Regions from separate parts of the Homo sapiens genome. Here region 2 is linked to region 1. The links are chromatin loops, found by intact Hi-C in ENCODE. Cell type or tissue: gastrocnemius medialis. All regions are shown on one strand.

Region 1 (8,000 bases):
TTGGCTTCATTCCCAGGGGAGCCCTCTTCACACTGTGGCCCCCCGCAGCTCCAGACCACATCCTGCCCGCTCTCCCCAGTGGAAAGAGACCCTCTCTAGTTCAGAAGTTCCAGGAAAATCCTAGAATCTGTCTCTTATGAGAATAACTGGGTCACATGGGTATCAGCAGAGCCTGGTGGTGGGGTCAGCCCATCCCAAGATACATAGCTTGGGAATGGGGTAGGGGCTTTACCCAAAGGGAAATCAGGGAACTGTCACAGAAAGGATGGGGGATGGATGTATCCAGAAAAAAATAACCCATGCTCAGCACAGGCAAAGGTCCTGGAAATGGTCGGGCATTGACCTGACCAGCTCTGGCCTGTACCAGCCTCCTCCCCCATGGACCACCTGGCCACACCTGCCCATTCTCCTGCAGACCTGGCCAACTTCCAGGCCACGCTGACCCGAGGCAGGGCTGGCTCTTGCCCTGCTGCCTGCCTGACGCCTCCTATGCCCCTGAAGCAGGGCCTTCTTTTTTCATAAGGGCCCCTGTCTAGAGCCCTAACAGGCCATGTGGCTCCACAACAGACCCACAGATCACTCACTCACTCACACACTCGCTCACTCACTCACGCAGCAATGCAGTCATTCATTCATTCAACAGCTGTCTGGGAGCCCAGCACTCTGCGGGACTCCATTTACACACGCACCACCCACCTAAACTGCGTAACTCTTTATGCTACGTGTTTTCATTTTAAGATGAAGAAAGAAACTAGGGCAACAAGAGGTTAAATAACTCGGCTAAGCTCACATGGCTGGTAAGAAATGGCGACACAGCGCGCAGACCCCAGGACCCGAAGGCTAAGCTCACATGGCTGGTAAGAAATGGCGACACAGCGCGCAGACCCCAGGACCCGAAGGCTAAGCTCACATGGCTGGTAAGAAATGGCGACACAGCGCGCAGACCCCGGGACCCGAAGGCTAAGCTCACATGGCTGGTAAGAAATGGCGACACAGCGCGCAGACCCCAGGACCCGAAGGCTAAGCTCACATGGCTGGTAAGAAATGGCGACACAGCGCGCAGACCCCAGGACCCGAAGGCTAAGCTCACATGGCTGGTAAGAAATGGCGACACAGCGCGCAGACCCCGGGACCCGAAGGCTAAGCTCACATGGCTGGTAAGAAATGGCGACACAGCGCGCAGACCCCAGGACCCGAAGGCTAAGCTCACATGGCTGGTAAGAAATGGCGACACAGCGCGCAGACCCCGGGACCCGAAGGCTAAGCTCACATGGCTGGTAAGAAATGGCGACACAGCGCGCAGACCCCGGGACCCGAAGGCTAAGCTCACATGGCTGGTAAGAAATGGCGACACAGCGCGCAGACCCCGGGACCCGAAGGCTAAGCTCACATGGCTGGTAAGAAATGGCGACACAGCGCGCAGACCCCAGGACCCGAAGGCTAAGCTCACATGGCTGGTAAGAAATGGCGACACAGCGCGCAGACCCCAGGACCCGAAGGCTTTATCTAAAACACTCAGTGCAAAATGGAAAAAGATAATGTGTCCAAGGCTCATAGGAAAAACTTCATTAACATGAAAAATGAAGATCAGGTAAAATGTATCCACAGGCAAAGCACGGCCTAGGCCAGAAGCACTGGAGAAGAGCCCAAAACTCTTTACACCTCATCAGCTGCCTTAGGAACACAGGCCTGACCTCAAGACCTCCATATACCTCTAGAGGGAAAGCAAACTCATACAAACTTGAAGATGGTAACAGCTTGAGGTAGTCAGCACTGCACAGGCAGGCCCAGCGGAGGCGAGTGTCCTCGGAGTGCTGGGAAGGAAGAAAGCACAAGGGCTGCAGTAACCCAAGAGGGCTTCCTGAAGGAGAGAGGGCAGAGGGCCAGGGAATGAGCAGGAAAGGCATGTGGGAGAGAGTAGGCCCTGGGGTCGACTCCTGTGGGTTTTGCCTTTCCAAAATCCTTCCCATACTTCCAGTAGTACCCTTCTGGCTGCCCCGGGAACTGCCCCTTTGCCTGGATCAGCCCATGTGGGTTTGCAGGGAGCTGACTCTATCCCCTGACCTGGGGGGCCAAGCAAAGCCCCACACCCTCTCAGTTACAGTGACAGGCTCACGGGACATGTAGCTGTGGCTGGACCAGGGAACGTCCTCTATGGGACTCTGCTGGCATGCTGAGCGAGAAGGACATGGGCCTGGTGGGGAAGTGTTTGCCTGAGAATGAGGCCAACACACAGGACTGCAGAACCCAGAGGCGAGCAAGCCCACCAGGAGGGCATCTGCGGCTCCTGAAACCAGTAAACTCCAGAGCCCAGTAAATTCTCTTTGAACTGGCTGAAGCCAGTTTGAGTCATGTTTCTGTCATCTGCAATAAAAAGAGTCTGATGCTGCCGTGGAGCTTCTTGGGGGAAGAGAGGGGCTAGCGAGTCTACAATGGGGTGTTTCCACTGCTGGGCCAAGGATAGAGGGGGTTCAGGCAAGCCACAAAGGACCTGAGCCCCGAATGTGGATTCAAACTCAGACTACAGCCCCCAGTGTTCCCTCAGCCTCACTCCTCTGCTATCCAGACATGGGGCTCCATAAATGGCAGCTGTAAGGGTGAAAGAATGAGTCCATCGCACGCTCCTGCACTCCTGTTTATTCCATTAACTGCCGTATGAAACTGTTCCTATCCTTACTCATTCAAACCGCTGCCTTCCAAAAAGACGGCCTCCTTTGTCCTAGCACCCCAGGGTGCCGTGGTAGGCAGGAGAGGGCCCAGGCCAATTACAGCCAGGACGGGGAGGGGGAAGCTGAGTCCGGAAGCCAAGCCACATCTTGCAGGGCACTTGGTGTTGAAGGGGGTCAAATCCAAGTCAAAAAAGGGGGAAGTTGGACCCCAGAAGTGGAGCCCAGATGGGTGTGGACAAGCAGGGCTCAGGGAGGCAGCAAGGCGGGGGGCCCTCGGTGAGGAGAGTGGGGGACAGCACCAGGCATGCTGGCAGCAAAAGTGCTGGACCTGGGGCTGGTCTGAGCTGACTGACACTCACCCTCGCCCTGAGAGCTCTCCCTTCTGTGCTGGGGTGAAGGAGCCGGGGTCTAGATGTTTCCACACCGTCCCTGCAGCCTCCTGACTTTCTATGTGAAGAGCCTTGGCCTTTTCCATCTGTCTGTCCTGAGATCAGCGGTTGACCCCCTCATCTCTCTTCCCTGGGGCTCTGCCAGCTCCAAGGGGCCTCCAGGCACCCCGCAGCCTTCTAAGAGAACGTCTCCTGCTCAGGTTCTATTTCCAGGAAGCGGCTGGCCCGGGTGGATGGTGTGTCCCAAGCTTGCCTGGGCACAGCACCACGTACAAACTGTCCTCATGACTCGGTTACCAACGAGGGGCCAGGGGAGGGGTGGCCTCTGCCAAGACCTGGAGACAACTGCACATCCCCAGTGGGGCACAACCTCAGTCAGCCCTGAGTGCATGCTGTGTGTGCTCCCGGGGACCCCACTGCCTTCCACTACAAGCTGCCACTCAGACGCCCCTGCCCACGCCCCTGCCAGGCTCCCTGCAGCCTGGATACTGGAAACCTGGCGGAAGCCTGATGGGCTTGGCCCCAGGCAAATGCAGCGTCTTGTTCCTCAGATACAGCCCGAAATGGAAAATGCCAAGATAAAACCTTTCCAGGATTTCTTGGCATGAAATAGCTCCCCACATTCACACACACAAAAGGATGACTTAAGTGTACATGAATCAGAAACACCTGGACACTTTTCTTAAAATAAAACCGAATTTCACATTCAAGGGGAAGGCCTAGAACACATTTGGCATTTTGGCAAATACCGGGGCTTTTGGCTGTGACATCTGTGCACCTCAGATGCGGTTCCTGCTCCCTGGGCACTGGGACTGCCCCAGTCCCCGCCTCTGGCCTCCTGCCACCTGTTCTACCCCTCAGCTTGCTCACCTCCTGGAAACCCTTGCCCCTCACCTGTGACAAGTCCTGGCTTAAATATTAGCCCTCATTAAAGCTCTTCCTCACCTAAGCCCACTCACGATCACTCATTCACCCTTTCACCATCTCACACACTCCCTACAGGGGAGACCTGTGGTGGTTTCTGCTGTCTCCGCTGCCCCCTTTTCTGCTAATGACAGCCTCATTTTTCTCCCTGCCTTCCCTCATCCCAGGTCACAGGTTTCAGTGGGACTGACCCCACTCCCCACTCGCTTCAGGGATGGGCACACATCTCTGGGCTGGTCTTCACTCCCTGGCCACAGTGATGAGTTCCAAGATGAGCAAGTGACTTGCACTCATTAAATGTGAGTCAAGGCCGGGCGCAGTGGCTCACGCCTGTAATCCCAGCACTTTGGGAGGCCGAGGCGGGTGGGTCACAAGGTCAGAGTTTGAGACCAGCCTGACCAACATGGAGAAACCCCATCTCTACTAAAAATACAAAATTAGCAGGGCATAGTGGCACGTGCCTGTAATCCCAGATACTCGGGAGGTTGAGGCAGGAGAATTGCCTGAACCCAGGAGGCGGAGGTTCCGACGCGCTGAGATCGCGCCATTGCACTCCAGCCTGGGCAACAAGAGTGAAACTCCATCTCAATAAAACAAGTGAGTCCATCCCTCAATGCTTGCACTTCTCCCGAAATGAAGGGAAGAGGTGTTTTGTGTCCACTGGGATTTCTGATCCCAGAGTTCTTGGCAGCTGTCTTGCCACTGCTTAGAGACGGTGTATCAGTTACCTATCACCTCAAAACAACATGACCCAAAATTCAGTGGCCTAAAGCATCAATGTATTGTTTCTCAGGATTCTATGGCCTCGCAGGGCTGGGCGGTTCTGCTCCGCAGAGCTACGGCTGAGGTCCCTCGCGGCTGTTCTCCTTAGGGAGTTATCTAAGATGTCTGGAATGTCTGATATGGCCTTGTCGTCCAAGGACTCTCTCCATGTGGCGTCTCTTCAGCCGACAGTCTAGCCCTGGGCTTCTTTACGTCTGGGTGGCTGGATTCCGTGAGGATGTGTTGCAAGAGGACAACCATAATGAGCAAGCGGCTCCTCCAGCCTCTACTTGTATCACACTTGCTAGTGTCCAGTTGGCCCAGACAAATCACAGTGAAGCCCAGAGTCAGTGTGGGAGGGAACTGCACGTGGCGTGAAGCCCAGAGTCAGTGTGGGAGGGAACTGCACGTGGCGTGACCATCAGACGCCTGGTTTCTTGGGGCCCCAAGTGCAACTGTGTAACACTGAGGTGCAGGGAGGAATCTCCCTTCAGTCCTGGCACCCAGTGATGCCTGAAGTGAGAAATCTACCCGTGGCCTTTCTAGTTACATAAACCAAAATCAAACAAACAAAATTCATTTTTTTGCTTTATTTTGTCATGCCACTCAGAGTTAAGTTTCTGTCACTGACCAATAGAGGGACAGACGGTCCCTCTGTGCCAAGCCCAGAGTGGACACGAGGGGCATAGACTGAAAGCAGGCACCGCTGACTTCACAGGCAGAAGCGCTCCCAGGCCTCTGTCTCCCCAGCGAAACTACACATCTCCCGTGAGTGGGGCCAGACCTCAGGCCTGATTTAAACTCCTCGTGTCCAGCATGGTGCCAGGCACACAAGAAAGGGCCAGTAGAAGCGTGTGGATGAACTGTGATCATAGTGTACCTTTCAAACACTGCTGTATAATGACTCTCAAAGTCTTGTTTTGTAAGGTAGCATCTCTCAAAATCAACCAGGTATTGTTTACTTTTAAGACGAAGGAAGATCCCGCTCTAGCAGTCAGGCCTATCTGATAAAGCCTGTTCCATAACAGTTTTTCTACGGTCTTGCCCTGAGAAGTCTAGCCTCTGTTGAATTCTGGAATAGTGAAAATCAGCGTGAAGGAATAGGAACACTGAATTTGAAACCTACAGATGCACAGCGGTTTTAAGCAGGTCCACACATCTTTTGAGATTCTTCCCATCAAAAGGCAGAGTGTGGGCCAGGTGTGGTGGCTCAACCTATAATCCCAGCACTTTGGGAAGCTGAGGTGGAAGGATCATTTGAGCTCAGGAGTTCAAGGCCAGCCTGAGCAATATGGCAAGACTCCGTCTCTGCTAAAAATAAAAAAGATTAGCCGGGTGCAGTGGTGCGTGCCTGTAGTCCCAGCTACCCAGGAGGCTGAGGTGGGAGGATCACTTGACCCTGGAAAGTGGAGACTGCAGTGATCCAAGTTGATGCCACTGCACTCAAGTCTGGGTGACAGAGAAAGACCTGTTTCAAAAAAAAAGGCAGAGTCTAACTTCTGTCCCCTTTGAATATGAGCCAGACAGAATCACTTGCTTCTAATGAAGAGAAAGTGACACAGTGATACTGCATGGCTTCCCGGGCCACTTAGGAAAGGCGATGCAGCCTCCTCCCAGCTCCTTCACACTTAGAACCCAGTGGCTAATTTGTGAGGAGGCCAAGCAGCCAGACCAAAGACCAGGTGTAGATGTTGCAGCCACAGCTCCCTCCGGCTGAGGTCCCTGCCACCATCCAGCGTAACCTGCCAGACAGGTGAGTGAGCGAGCCTTCAGAGGATCCCAGCCCCAACCTCGTTCTAGCCTCCCTCCCAGCTGACACTGAGTCAGCAGATACCAGCTATCTTTGCTGAGCCCTAATGAAATAGAAGATTCATGAATGAAATAAGCATTAATTTTTTTGAGGTAGAGTTTTGCTCTTGTCGCCCAGGCTGGAGTACAGTGGTGCGATCTCAGCTCATTGCAACCTCCATCTCCTGGGTTCATGAGATTCTCCTGCCTCAGCCTCCCAAGTAGCTGGGATTACAGGCACGCGCCACCACGCCTGGCTAATTTTGTATTTTTTAGTAGACACGGGGTTTTTCCATGGGGTCAGGCTGGTCTCAAATTCCCAACCTCAGGTAATCCACTTGCCTCGGCCTCTCGAAGTGGTGGGATTACAGGTGTGAGCCACCGTGCCTGGCTGAAATAAGCATTTTAAGCTATGAACTTTTGGGATCATTTGTACCACAGCAGTAGGTAACGGGAACAAGATGGAAGGGACTGTAGAGATAATACAGTTCAACTCTCCCATTTGAGGGATGGGAAAAGGTCCAGAAGATGGCAGCGACTTGCCCTAACATGACCCAGTGTGGGGTGGGAACCCAGGTCTCTTGATGGCAAATCTAGTGCTCTCCGCATGACCTGCCTGGGGCTGACACAACTCTCATTCCAAACCCCCTGTGGCCTGACCTAGCTCTGTCAAGATGAAGGTCTGCCTGTTAAGGATGGAGAGATGGAAAGATAAAAAGAGCCTGGGATCCTGAAACACCCCTGAGCAGATACACCAGCCCCGGACTTTCCGCCTCTGGAATTATCATCCTGCAAGAAGATAATCCCCCCGTGTTTAAGTTAGGGATTCTGTTCTCGGCAGCCAAATGCAAGCCCAACGGATAGGATGGCTTTCAGACTGCACTGGATTCAAAGTTCCTACTGTGGTCTTTCCAACTTATTTTGTTATTGTTGCCAAAAACCATGTAACTGAGATGTAACTACCAGGGGCCAAGCTGAGAGAGCTTCCCACTGCCCTGCTAGGCTGCCCTTGCTGCGAGCGAGTGCATCCTTGCCCATCCTCGGCCTTCTAAGCGATCCCTGCCCCGGCATCCTGCACGCTCCCTCTGGCCAGTGCAGCATGAGAGGAGCCTGGTTCTCCTCTCAGTCCTGGAGTCACCGAACCACAACACCAAACTCAAGGTGGGCTGCCTGAGTCCTCAGAAGGGTGAGACATGACAGGTGACACAGCCCCCAGCTGACAACCAGATGCAGGGTGGCCCCCAGTGGAAAGATGCAACCAGCCACATCCCATGAGTGCAGGCTGGCTGGGGTGTGCCATCTGCCGACGTGGGCAGAGCTCACTCGGAGACTCCCCTTTTTGGTCCTGTTCCAGCCAAGATCTGAGTGACCTCCATCCAGAATCGAAAAGCTGAGCCTCCAACTGAGGGATGTGCTCCAGGCACATTGTTTGCCAGCCTGTTGACTTAATCAGGTTATTCCTTAGAAA
Region 2 (8,000 bases), 130 kb before region 1:
CTCCCTCACTGGGTGCTCAAAACCACCTGCTCAGCCATCTGCATTTTGCAGAGAGACTCAGGCAGGACAAGAGCCCAAGGACCCACAGCGGGTGCCTGGCAGAAAAGCAGCTCAAGCTCAGGCCTTCGAACTCCCAACCGTGCATTGTTGCCGAAGTAAACGATTTGTTGCATGCATATAAAACATCTGGCTCGAGAGATGGCCCTGGCAGGGAGCATTAGCCTTAAATGGAATAGTTTTCAGCCTTAAAAAGGAAGGAAATTCTGACACATGCGACAGCACGGATGGACCTTGAGGATGTTACGCTAAATGAAAGAAGCCACAAAGAAGAAGTCACGGAAGGACAAATGCTGGATGAGCCAAGCCAGGGTACTCCAAGTCATAAAGATGGGAAGTAAATGGTGGGTGCCAGGGCTGTGGGGAGGAGGAATGGGGAGTTATGGCTTAATGGGTGCAGAGTTTTCGTTCTGCAAGATGTAAACAGTTCTGATGATGGTTGCACAACAACGTGAATATACTTAATGCCACTGAACTGTACACTTAAAAATGGTTAAGATGGTACATTTTATGTTATGTATGTTTTACTACAATAAAAAAATTTCCCTGGCACCATTCAGATCATGTGAGACCAGCTCCCAATGCATGTGGAAGGAAATTGATAAAAATCATCAATCAAGACTCTCTTCCCTCTTTTCCTTTTTTTTTTTTTTCCAGACAGGGTCTTGCTGTGTCACCCAGGCGCAATCTCTGCTCACTGCAACCTCCACCTCCCGGGCTCAAGCGATTTTTCTGCCTCAGCCTCCCAAGTAACTGGGACTACAGGTGTGCACCACCACGCCTGGCTAATTTTTGTACAGATGGGGTTTCACCATGTTGTCCAGGCTGGTTTCAAACTCCTAACCTCAAGTAATCCACCTGCTTTGGCCTCCCAAAGTGCTGGGATTATAGGTGTGAGCTACCAAGCCTGGCTTCTTCCCTCTTTTCAACTGATTTTCCAAGGGTGCCAAGGAGTGGGGAGGACCCACCCCAACCCTGCCCACCAGGTGCCCTGACAGAAGGATGGGACATAACCCCTTGGTCCCAAGGAAGCAGGTGCTCAGTGTGGCCACAGACTATCAAACCTGGAGCGAAAGACCTGGGAGGGCAGGAGGAAGGGAAGCTTCAGGGAGGAAGCAGAGGCAGGACAGGCAAGGAGGAGGCCCAGGGCTCCAGCACAGGCAGAGCATACAGTCACTATCTGCACCTGTCCTGCCCTGCAGGCCTGGAGCCTCCTGAGGGCAGGTCCGGTACAGGTTTAACCCATGCCCTGATGCTCAGTCAGCCCAGAGGCTGGCACAGAACAGTGCCTGCCACACACTGGGTGAGTCAACCCTGAGCCCTCAACTCGGAGCCACTCCCAGCTGGAGAACACCTGCTAGGCTGCATAGGGCCTGCAGCCCCACCCCAGGAATGCAGAGGCAGCCCCACCAGCCCTCTCTCAGCTCACTCCCTGAAGATCTCCAAGGAAGACAACTGTATTGACAGCACGGGGTACTTTTCCTGCTCCAAGAAATTAACTCATTTCAAAAGCCACGATGTTCCGGCCTCAACATGGTGTTCACAGCTAAACTGTGTGGCCTGAAGGTTCACATCTTTGGGTAAACTGAAAATCATCCTTAGCTAGCATTTGGCTGCAAGTTCAGCCTCCTGGTTCCTGAGTCCACCCTGACACGCAGAGGGGACTGCTGATGGTCTGACTCCCATCTGCTACACATGGGGAAACTGAGGCCCAGAGAGATGGTATGCCTCCCCAGGGTCACAAGTGGGACATAGCAGGGCTAGAATTACAAGGCCCTGGGTCTCGGGCAAGGGCTGAGGGGAATTAGTTGAGCTAATTAGTCATGCTAAGCAGCATTCGGCTCTCAGCTCCAAACGTCCAGGCTTGGTTCCGGCCCCGGCTGTCCTCCGAGAGTCTCTCCCCGGCGGGCAGGCGCTCTGGGCATTCGGCTCTCAGCTCCAAACGTCCAGGCTTGGTTCCGGCCCCGGCCGTCCTCCGAGAGTCTCTCCCCGGCGGGCAGGCGCTCTGGGCATTCGGCTCTCAGCTCCAAACGTCCAGGCTTGGTTCCGGCCCCGGCCGTCCTCCGAGAGTCTCTCCCCGGCGGGCAGGCGCTCTGGGCATTCGGCTCTCAGCTCCAAACGTCCAGGCTTGGTTCCGGCCCCGGCCGTCCTCCGAGAGTCTCTCCCCGGCGGGCAGGCGCTCTGGGCATTCGGCTCTCAGCTCCAAACGTCCAGGCTTGGTTCCGGCCCCGGCCGTCCTCCGAGAGTCTCTCCCCGGCGGGCAGGCGCTCTGGGCATTCGGCTCTCAGCTCCAAACGTCCAGGCTTGGTTCCGGCCCCGGCTGTCCTCCGAGAGTCTCTCCCCGGCGGGCAGGCGCTCTGGGCATTCGGCTCTCAGCTCCAAACGTCCAGGCTTGGTTCCGGCCCCGGCTGTCCTCCGAGAGTCTCTCCCCGGCGGGCAGGCGCTCTGGGCATTCGGCTCTCAGCTCCAAACGTCCAGGCTTGGTTCCGGCCCCGGCTGTCCTCCGAGAGTCTCTCCCCGGCGGGCAGGCGCTCTGGGCATTCGGCTCTCAGCTCCAAACGTCCAGGCTTGGTTCCGGCCCCGGCTGTCCTCCGAGAGTCTCTCCCCGGCGGGCAGGCGCTCTGGGCATTCGGCTCTCAGCTCCAAACGTCCAGGCTTGGTTCCGGCCCCGGCTGTCCTCCGAGAGTCTCTCCCCGGCGGGCAGGCGCTCTGGGCATTCGGCTCTCAGCTCCAAACGTCCAGGCTTGGTTCCGGCCCCGGCTGTCCTCCGAGAGTCTCTCCCCGGCGGGCAGGCGCTCTGGGCATTCGGCTCTCAGCTCCAAACGTCCAGGCTTGGTTCCGGCCCCGGCTGTCCTCCGAGAGTCTCTCCCCGGCGGGCAGGCGCTCTGGGCATTCGGCTCTCAGCTCCAAACGTCCAGGCTTGGTTCCGGCCCCGGCTGTCCTCCGAGAGTCTCTCCCTGGCGGGCAGGCGCTCTGGGCATTCGGCTCTCAGCTCCAAACGTCCAGGCTTGGTTCCGGCCCCGGCTGTCCTCCGAGAGTCTCTCCCCGGCGGGCAGGCGCTCTGGGCATTCGGCTCTCAGCTCCAAACGTCCAGGCTTGGTTCCGGCCCCGGCTGTCCTCCGAGAGTCTCTCCCCGGCGGGCAGGCGCTCTGGGCATTCGGCTCTCAGCTCCAAACGTCCAGGCTTGGTTCCGGCCCCGGCTGTCCTCCGAGAGTCTCTCCCCGGCGGGCAGGCGCTCTGGGCATTCGGCTCTCAGCTCCAAACGTCCAGGCTTGGTTCCGGCCCCGGCTGTCCTCCGAGAGTCTCTCCCCGGCGGGCAGGCGCTCTGGGCATTCGGCTCTCAGCTCCAAACGTCCAGGCTTGGTTCCGGCCCCGGCCGTCCTCCGAGAGTCTCTCCCCGGCGGGCAGGCGCTCTGGGCATTCGGCTCTCAGCTCCAAACGTCCAGGCTTGGTTCCGGCCCCGGCCGTCCTCCGAGAGTCTCTCCCCGGCGGGCAGGCGCTCTGGGCATTCGGCTCTCAGCTCCAAACGTCCAGGCTTGGTTCCGGCCCCGGCCGTCCTCCGAGAGTCTCTCCCCGGCGGGCAGGCGCTCTGGGCATTCGGCTCTCAGCTCCAAACGTCCAGGCTTGGTTCCGGCCCCGGCCGTCCTCCGAGAGTCTCTCCCCGGCGGGCAGGCGCTCTGGGCATTCGGCTCTCAGCTCCAAACGTCCAGGCTTGGTTCCGGCCCCGGCTGTCCTCCGAGAGTCTCTCCCCGGCGGGCAGGCGCTCTGGGCATTCGGCTCTCAGCTCCAAACGTCCAGGCTTGGTTCCGGCCCCGGCTGTCCTCCGAGAGTCTCTCCCCGGCGGGCAGGCGCTCTGGGCTCCTGCCCAGGACTGTTTGGCGTGGACTTCAAAGAGCAGAACAGCTGAGCATCTGGGGCTTCCCTGGTGTCCAGTGAACAAACGTCAAAGATCTGGCACTGAGGGGCCACCTGTCCCCATGTGTAGCAGATGGGAGTCAGACCATCAGCAGTCCCCTCTGCGTGTCAGGAAGGACTCGCAGAGGCTTTCTGGGACTCGGCTTGCTCCAAGCCTGGCTGTGCACCCAGCCTCCAGGAAGGGCTGTGCTGGGCCTCAGTGGCAGCATGGCTGGGCTGGCAGGACCTACTCAGTACCACCTTGGAGTCAGGCTGGCCTGGTCATTAATTCACTCCTTCCTGCCGCCACCAACATCCACTCAGCACTTCGGATACACCGGGGGCAGAGCTGAGGGGGAGACAAAGCAAAAGAAAACGGCAGGGATGCTGCGTTAGCAAGACGCAAGGAGGGGGCGCTCCGGCAGGCCTCTCGCAGGAGTGAGGCGGGGCAAGGATTTAAGGACCCACAGCTGCAACGGATCAGACATATGTTTCGGGGGAGAAAACTTAAAAGTACAGCGAGGATTCAGTAACTGAGGCTTAACGAAGAAGCCAAAGTCATCAGGACACAGAACTCACAACTATACTGCCCCTTCTAACATCAGTGCCCCCAGACACACCTGCCTGTTCACGGGCATCCGCCCCCACTCATGCCGCTGTCTTGGTTAGACAGCGCCTGGATAACCGTTACATGCCATAAATGCACCTGCTGTTTGAGGAGGTTATCTGTGCCTGTAATAATGTGATGCGAATCCACTGCAAGTGAAGCCACAGATGTTGTAAAAAGTTGCAGAATTTCGGCTGGGTGCAGTGGCTCATGCCTGTAATCCCAGCACTTTGGGAGGCTGAGGAGAGCAGATCACGAGGTCAAGAGATTGAGACCATCCTGGCCAACATGGTGAAACCCCGTCTCTACTAAAAATACAAAACTTAGCTGGGTGTGGTGACACGTGCCTGTAGTTCCAGCTACTCAGGAGGCTGAGGCAGGAGAACAGCCTGAACCTTGGAGGCAGAGGCTGCAGTGAGCAGAGATCACACCACTGCACTCCAGCCTGGTGACAGAGTGAGACTTCATGTCAAAAAAAAAAAAGTTGCAGAATTTCATGAAGTTGATGTGAGTGATGCTGTAACACTGCCTGGGTCTGATGCCGAGACATCAACAAATGGGGCTGGGTCTTGGCAGAGTGAACCCAGTTAACCAAAGAGGATAATAAGGGCATGTTGGCCATGTCAAAAGAGAGCAACTTGGGTAAAAAAGATCAGGAAAGCCATATAGGAAAAGTGACAGAGCCTTTGAATATTTGTGCACGAATAACTCCCTTTATCAACATGCTGTGGCGTTCAGATGTGAACAGTCTTCATGTGCTTTCACACGTTTATTTGTAAAATAACTCCAAAGAGAAAAAATTATTCTTTTTTTTATTTAAAAAAATTCTCAGCTGGGCATGGTGGCTCACGCCTGTAATCCCAGCACTTTGAGAGGCCGACGCAGGCGGATCACATTGGGTCAGGAGTTCAAGACCAGCCTGGGCAACATGGCAAAAACCCATCTCTACTAAAAATACAAAAATTAGCTGGGCGTGGTGGCACGTGCCTATAGTCCCAGCTACTTGGGAGGCTAAGGTGGGAGGATTGCTTGAACCTGGGAGGTGGAGGCTGCAGTGAGCTGAGATTGAGCCACTGCACTCCAGCCTGGGAGACGGAATGAGACTCTGTTCCCCCACCAAAAATACTTCTCCCAGAGTTATAGCTTAAATATTGTTAAATGTAAAATTAATTCATTTTTACAATTTTCGGTTTCTATTTTCAAGATTTAGTCCCAAGGAAACCTTTGTTCACTATTTATTATGAAATTAAAAGGCCTCTTTCAGGGACCCGTTGTTCTCATAGGAAAGGGATCCCCTAGGCACGTCTTGTGCTAACAACATGTCTCTCGTTAGGCTGTGAGTGCTCAGGGCAGGTCTTAGCGTTTTCTTCTTTGCATCCCAGCACCCAGACAGCCTGGCACTGACGAGCTGCCCCACCAGGCGCTGGTAAACACACGGGTGGAGAGACTGCATTCTGCGTCACTCCGGGATGACTGCTCAGCTCCAGCGTACAGCAGTGCCCTTGCAGGGTCCCTGTGCACGGGCAGAGGGCCCTGGGCTTGTGGGCTTCAGTTGCTGGGGCTGGAAGGGGCACCTGGTCCAAGGTCATGCACACGGATGCTGGCATCGAAATACATCCTGATCAGATGGCTCCTCACAAAGGAAAATCACTGACATGGAGTGTGGTGTTTCTGAGCAGGAGGTCAGCAGCCCCAGGACCTGCCTTCTGCTGCCCCTCCCTCCCTCACGTGCTGGGGAGCTGCAGCTGTGAGCAGCCAGCACAGAGAAGAGAGAGAGTCAGGAGTCAAAGGGAGGGCCCCTGGGAGGGAGAGGGAGGAAAAGTAAAGATAGACAGAGACGGAGGATCCTGCCAGCACTCACTAGCTGCTGGATCCAGCCATGGCTGAAGCTAGCCCAGTCCAACACTTTTACATTTTGGGAGCCAGCACCTTCTCCTTTTTGTTGAAGCCAGTCTCTCTTGTTTGTGACTGGGCCACCTTGTTGAGCCGATTGCTGGGAACATGGAAGGGAGCAGCTGACGGCAGGCTGTCAACACAAGGCCCACGCCCCTGCACGGGGGAAAGCACAGGAGACTCACCAAAAGCTCTGCAAACATGGGCTGTTTACCCAGTTTTAAAACAATCCTACTCAAGGGTTGTGGGGAGGGTAGCAAAACAAACAAGCAAGCCAAAACCAAAGATGGTTTTTAAAAACAGAGCATCAAAAGGAGGCTGACCAAAGGAGGGAGGGGAGTAAACATCTCTAACTAAAACCTCACTCGAGGAGATACTGAAGTATCCAGAGCGGCCAGGCTTCAGACTTGGTCTCCAGGGAAAAATGTACTGACATGATTGTTCTCTCAGTTAGAATAACGACGGCCGCATGGTTCTCATTCCCTTCGGCTCATCTGTCTCCGGATCCACCCGCGTCCATGCCTAGGGGCCTGGGGACAGGGTTCCTGGCACTGTGCTGGGGCACAGTGGAGTTGATCGATATTTGTTGGTTAAATGAATGAACCAGCAAGAACAGTCGGAGCCCAATTGGAACACCTCTATCTTTTAAATTTTTATTTTTAAATCTACATGGAATAGGCTGGGCGCTGTGGCTCACACCTGTAATCCCAGCACTTTGGGAGGCTGAGGCGGGTGGATCATGAGGTCAGGAGATCGAGACCATCCTGGCTAACACGGTGAAACCCTGTCCCTACTAAAAATACAAAAAAATTAGCCGGGCGTGGTGGCGGGCGCCTGTAGCCACAGCTACTGGGGAGGCTGAGGCAGGAGAATGGCGTGAACCTGGGAGGCGGAGCTTGCAGTGAGCCGAGATCGCGCCACTGCACTCCAGCCTGGGCGACAGAGCGAGACTCCGTCTCAAAAAAAAAAAAAAAAAAAAAAGTCTACATGGAATAAAATGCATTCTTTTTGGTGCACCGTTCTTTGTGTTTTGACAATCGAGACACAGAACAGCTCCGTCAGCCCCAAACTCCCTCGTCCTCTGTAGGAGGATCTGTTCTCTGTTTCTATAGTTTTCTAAAAATTGTGGTAAGATAGACATAACATAAAAGTTACCATTTTAACCATTTTTAAGTGTACAATTCAATGACATTAAGTACATTCACAACGGTGTGCAACCATCACCACCATCCATCTCCAGAACTTTTTTTTTTTTTGAGATGGAGTCTTGCTCTATCGCCCAGGCTGGAGCACAATCTCAGCTCACTCCAACCTCTACCTCATGTGTTCAAGTGATTCTCCTGCCTCAGCCTTCCAAGTACCTGGGATTACAGGCACCTGCCACTACGCCCGGCTAATTTTTGTATTTTTAGTAGAGACAGGGTTTCACCATATTAGCCAGGTTGGTCTCGAACTCCTGACATCAGGTGATCCACTGGCCTCGGCCTCCCAAAGTGCTGGGATTACAGGCATGAGCCACCGTGCCCGGCTATCTCCAGAACTTTTAAAT

What was found. Peaks named below come from ENCODE experiments on the same cell type or tissue, not always from the same donor. Only the 100,000 strongest peaks of a DNase experiment are listed, where the experiment ranks them.
Region 2: it touches region 1 in a loop (1.9-fold over the local background); 1 of 110 quality-filtered maps calls a loop at or near these places.

The regions. Positions count from the first base shown.
Region 1 is chr5:178,524,242-178,532,241 of GRCh38, forward strand. All of the region lies in intron 2 of COL23A1 (collagen type XXIII alpha 1 chain), which reads right to left. Among named protein-coding and RNA genes, the nearest start is that of COL23A1, 62 kb to the right of the region's middle. RefSeq lists enhancers at 562-1,761, 2,138-2,886. In gastrocnemius medialis, no CTCF peak of the experiment used is centred here; a DNase peak (open chromatin) is centred at 3,310; H3K27ac peaks cover 3,306 bases.
Region 2 is chr5:178,392,957-178,400,956 of GRCh38, forward strand. The region is part of intron 2 of COL23A1 (collagen type XXIII alpha 1 chain); the gene reads right to left. Among named protein-coding and RNA genes, the nearest start is that of PHYKPL, 160 kb to the left of the region's middle. In gastrocnemius medialis, no CTCF peak of the experiment used is centred here; DNase peaks (open chromatin) are centred at 1,355 and 3,995; H3K27ac peaks cover 1,259 bases; H3K27me3 peaks cover 371 bases.